Regions from separate parts of the Homo sapiens genome. Here region 1 is linked to region 2. Evidence: chromatin loops called from intact Hi-C (ENCODE). Cell type or tissue: psoas muscle. All regions are shown on one strand.

Region 1 (2,500 bases), 67 kb after region 2:
ATGTTTGATACCTGGCCTTTTTACAATTTTGATATTCTTTTACTTCAGGATATTGCTATCCTTCTACAGGTATTAAATGATATTTTTTGGGGGGTGTTTTTTTGGGTTTTTTTGTTTTGGTTTTGGTTTTTTTGAGATGGAGTTTCGCTCTTGTTGCCCAGGCCGGAGTGCAATGGCGCCATCTTGGCTCACCACAACCTCCACCTCCCAGCTTCAAGCAATTTTCCTGCCTCAGCCTCCCGAGTAGCTGGGATTACAGGCATGCGCCACCACGCCCAGCTAAGTTTGTATTTTTAGTAGAGACAGGGTTTCTCCATGTTGGTCAGGCTGGTCTTGAACTCCCAGCCTCAGGTGATCCACCCACCTCGGCCTCCTAAAGTGCCGGGATTAAACGTGTGAGCCACTGTGCCCGGCCTTGGTATGTATTTTTTAATGCTGAAGTGATTTGCTATTGATTTGGTTTTGATAGTTTTTTACGCACTCAGCATAACTACAAACATCTTGGCAACGTGTAACTAAGACTGTGAGTCTCTGGAATCTAGTTTTTGTGGAACTACTACCCTCTAGCTTCTGAAACAACTTTAGATGATTCCTTTTAAAAATTATTTTCTTTTATTCCAATCTTAACCTGTTAGGTATCTGATCCTTGCCTATTCTTGGCAGATAAGCATATCCAATAGTGTATTTTATTAAATAATCGTGCTCTTTGATAAGAAAATAAAGAATAAGTTTTTCAGGGACTTAGATTTACTTACTTTGCTTTAATTTCACTTTTGTGTATGTGTGGGTGTGTGTGATGGAGTTTCACTCTGGTCCCCCAGGCTGGAGCGCAATGGTGTGATCTTGGCTCCCTGCAACCTGCACTTTCCAGGTTCAAGAGATTCTCCCGCCTCAGCCTCCCGAGTAGCTGGGATTACAGGTGCGCACCACCACACCCAGCAGGTTTTTGTATTTTTTAAGTAGAGACGGGGTTTCACCATGTCAGGCAGGCTGATCTCGAACTCCTGACCTCAGGTGATCACCTGCCTCAGCCTCCCAAAGTGTTGGGATTACAGGCGTGAGCCATCACGCCCGGCCCTCATTTCACTTTTTTACTGGTGGTGGTTACTGTTGTGTGTATGTGTTTCTTCTACTTACAGCTTTTTCTCCTTTTTACATTTTTCCTGGGTTTTACTTTTTCTTTGGCTCTTTGCTCTTCTTACTTTCTGCTTTGGACCTTCCCACTGCTCATTTCCTTTTTGTGGCTTTCCATTACTGAATCAGGACGGTTTCTTTTGTCTTTGGTGCACTTCACATGCTGTATAAAACTAACCCATTCTTCCAAGAGAATTATTTTTATTTACAGGAATCAGTGCTTCTCTTTGTCTTTGTGTCCACTTGGTATTGTTTTTTCCTTCTTTCTACTTTCCGCCACTAGTTTTACCTAACTTCACTTTGAGAGGCAGTATAGCATAGTGTAAGGAGCACCAGTTAGCATGCTAGCTGGGTTCAACTCTTGACTCTGTTACCTGTTGTGTGGCTAGTTCCTTAACTTGTCTATGCTGCCTTTTCCTCACTGGTAAATGAAGATACCTGGTGATAGCTATCACAAAAGTTTATGTGAAAATTAAGTTACATAATATGTAAAGCGTACTTAGAACAATACTTGGCACATATTGGGTACTATGTAAGTATTAACTATAAACTAATGATTATTATTACTTTTTTTTTTTTTTTTGAGACAGGGTCTCCCTCTGTCGCCTAGGCTGGAGTGCAGTGGTGTGATCGTGGCTCATTATGGCCTCGATCTCCTGGGCTCACCGGGTTCAAGAGATCCTCCCACCTTAGCCTCCTGAGTGACTGGGACTACAGGTGCACTCCACCACTCCCATCTAATTTTTGTACTAGAGATGGGGTTTTGCCATGTTGCATTGGCTGGTCTCAAACTCCTGGGCTCAAGCAGCCTGCCCAACTCAGCCTCTCACAGTGCTGAAATCACAGGCATGAGCCACTGCACCTTGCCTATTGTTACTACTTTTAATATAAAATGGTTCAAAGCAGTTGGGTCTTCAGTGCCTCTTATCATACATCCTTCTACTTTTTTCTCCACATTTATTTATTTATTTGAGACAGAATCTGGCTCAATTGCCCAGGCTGGAGTGCAATGGCACAGTCTCTGCTCCCTGAAGTCTCTGCCTCCTAGGCTCAAGCCATCTTCCCAACTCAGCCTCCCAAGTAGCTGGGACCACAGATGCACACCACCACACGCAGCGGATTATTATATTTTTTGTAGATGCCCGCATCTACGTGATCTTACCATGTTGCCCAGGCTGGTCTTGAACTCTTAAGCTCACGTGATCTGCTTGCCTTGGCCTCCCAAAGTGGTGGGATTAAAGGCATGAGCCAGCATACTCGGCCTCCACGTGTTATTTTTCATGTTTCATTTTCTTAAAAATTCTACTTCATCATCTTTTCTCTCAGGAGTCTGCCTCTTAAAACTTGAAAGAGGAGTAAAGCCAAA
Region 2 (2,500 bases):
GGACGTACCACACTGGGCACAGGGCCCAGCACTCAGTAAACGGTACTCTTTATTCTGGACAGGGTTCTGGGAGAAGACATTAACTTACATTACCAACCTACAAACACATTCAACCTTCATTCTTGAAGCTGAGATGAAGAGACAGTACCTCTGTTTTTCTTGCTTGTTCAGCATCTGTTCCCCATTTTTCTGGTAACAGCCCGTGGATTTTCCTGGAGAACCACCACCACCTCTCATTGCAGTTTTCGTGGTTTGGGTGGATGGATTTAACCCTTCCATGTCTAGGGGCAAGAGTGACCTACGTCTGGCCAATTTTCAGGCTCCATTCCCCGTGGGCAACGTGATTGGCTCAGAACAAGAACCATGAGCCAAACTAGTCCAGTGAGACTCAATCTTGGGACTTCCACTAGAGCTCAGAGCCTGCCACTGACCTGCTGGCCGCAATCTTGCCACAAGATGGGCAAGAAGGAGAATAAAGCTCCCTTGACCAGAAGTTTATATGGCAACAGAAGAGCAAACATGTGGCAAGGATGGGACCAAGTCTTGAAGAGATTTTCAAGCCCTGAATCTAGATAGGCTGAAGCACTACTATCCCGGGTCTTTTCAGTTATATGAGTGAATAAAAATGTTCACCTAAGACAGTTTGATTTAGATTTTTCTGTTACTTGCATTGAATTGGGTCTCGACAATGATTTTTAAGGCATTTCTTCTATTTTAGTCTCCAGCTTACTGTGAGGTCATGGGAGCCCTTTTCTTGTATGATATATTTCCTAACTTTACTAGAAGAAGCAATCCCATAGCTAGCATTTAGACTTGCTGGGTACTGGAAATCGCTGAAGCATTGTCAGCCTCTGGGAATGAGAAAACCCAAATCCTTTCCATCTAAATGGATTCTTTTTTTTTCTCAGAGTGGGAAGGAGCTGATATTTAGGTAGGACTCTGTTTTTGCTCTCCAAACTCTGAGAAAGGTTACCATGAAAGGGCAACACAACAATTAAAAGCTGTTGGGTATGAGAATGACAAGTTTGGCTGGCATGCAACACAGCGCAGCTGAGATGAGTATTCCCGATTAATGGGCAAACACGACACAATTGTCTCTTTCAATCCCAGAGTGCTAATATATAATACACAATCAGAGGGCATTGTACATTGGAATATAACTCATTAGCCAGTGCCAGTTCTTTGCCCCCAAGAAATACAGTAGTACGTTGTCTATAAAAGCCATAATTTGAGTCTTTTCAATTTGCAGCTATAGACCAGGTGAGGGATTTCACTTTGGGAAGAATCCAAATGGAATTGGGAATGGGAATTCTTGTTGGAATTCATCATTAAGGCAAAACCAGTGGTTAGGAGAATGAGGAATTGGGAGGCGCGGATAGGACGGGAAAGTGGAAGGAGTTTGACCTCCCATGCCTGCCACCAGGAGTCCCAATCAAAGAACTTAGGCGAATCTGGCTGAGGCAGCATCTGGCCTTTATGAGGGACATCCTAGAATGGACATGTCCCTGTGTGACTGCCCAGTGAATACCAAATGCGTTGGGTCATTTTATTCAAACCTGGAGGACTTGGCTGCCCAAGCACATGCTCTGTGGATGAACTCACTTTTGCTTTAGTCCATATGGCTGCTGAAGTCTGAGCAGCTCAGACAGCAAGGGACAGGAGAGAGAAGAACACAGGGCGGGTGATCAGAGAAATCCAAGGAAAGGATTGAATTACTGTCAGATGAGAGGGTGTGGGAGCTTCTGGGACAGATTGATGGGACAGTCTAACTGGCTGGCAGGGAGCTGTGAACTGTCACAGTCCACTGTGGTGAGCCAGCTGCCTTGTGTATGGCATGCATGCAGAGTGCAGGCTAACTAGGCAGGAGGAAATCTTCACATTTACCAAAAACACCCAGCAGTACACCAGCCCACCCAACCGGAAAACAAAGCATGCCCTTTAGACTCCAATTCCCCCAAACCAAAGAAATACTTACAGTGTTATCCAGCTTCTTGTTTCATAGGGCATTGCTCTACCAGTCTTTCACAAACACTTATTAAGAGCCCTCTCAACGTCAGGCACTGTGTTGGGTACTGGAGACATGGAGGAAATATGTACTATACTTCCCTCTAAGGAGCTCACCATCTAGTAAGCAATTGCAAAAAAGGAAAAAATACAGTAAGAGCTAGGATGAAAGAGAGTGCAAGAGTGGACAAAACAGACAAAAATTCAGGTGAGTTACTTTCTAGTGGTGGTCAGGGAAAGGCTTTCTGAGAAGATGGTATATGAACGCAGACATGAAAGATGTGAGGGAATGTGCTTTGTCAATTTCTGGGATTATGCTTGTACGTTTCATCATTGTTTCTGCTGCCCTCAAGGAGATTGCAAAACATCACACATGCATACACAAGTGCACCCACACAGACATATTTACTTTTATTTACGAATATAATACCTCTGCCAAACTATCTAAAAGTTGTGTTCTACTGATGACATTCCTGGTAATGATAATAGGTTTGAA

Evidence for each region. Peaks named below come from ENCODE experiments on the same cell type or tissue, not always from the same donor. Only the 100,000 strongest peaks of a DNase experiment are listed, where the experiment ranks them.
Region 1: a loop joins it to region 2, with 3 times the contacts of the local background. A loop is called at or near these places in 7 of 110 quality-filtered maps.

Annotation. Positions count from the first base shown.
Region 1 is chr11:130,301,269-130,303,768 of GRCh38, reverse strand. All of the region lies in intron 1 of ZBTB44 (zinc finger and BTB domain containing 44), which reads left to right. Among named protein-coding and RNA genes, the nearest start is that of ZBTB44, 12 kb to the left of the region's middle. In psoas muscle, no CTCF peak of the experiment used is centred here; no DNase peak of the experiment used is centred here; H3K4me3 peaks cover 68 bases; H3K27ac peaks cover 295 bases.
Region 2 is chr11:130,368,518-130,371,017 of GRCh38, reverse strand. It overlaps ZBTB44-DT (ZBTB44 divergent transcript), which reads right to left. Exons shown (of 7, transcript NR_148980.1): 2 at 1,976-2,124. Among named protein-coding and RNA genes, the nearest start is that of ZBTB44-DT, 55 kb to the right of the region's middle. RefSeq lists an enhancer at 1-121. In psoas muscle, a CTCF peak has its summit at 1,416; DNase peaks (open chromatin) are centred at 1,507 and 1,797; H3K4me3 peaks cover 475 bases; H3K27ac peaks cover 1,323 bases.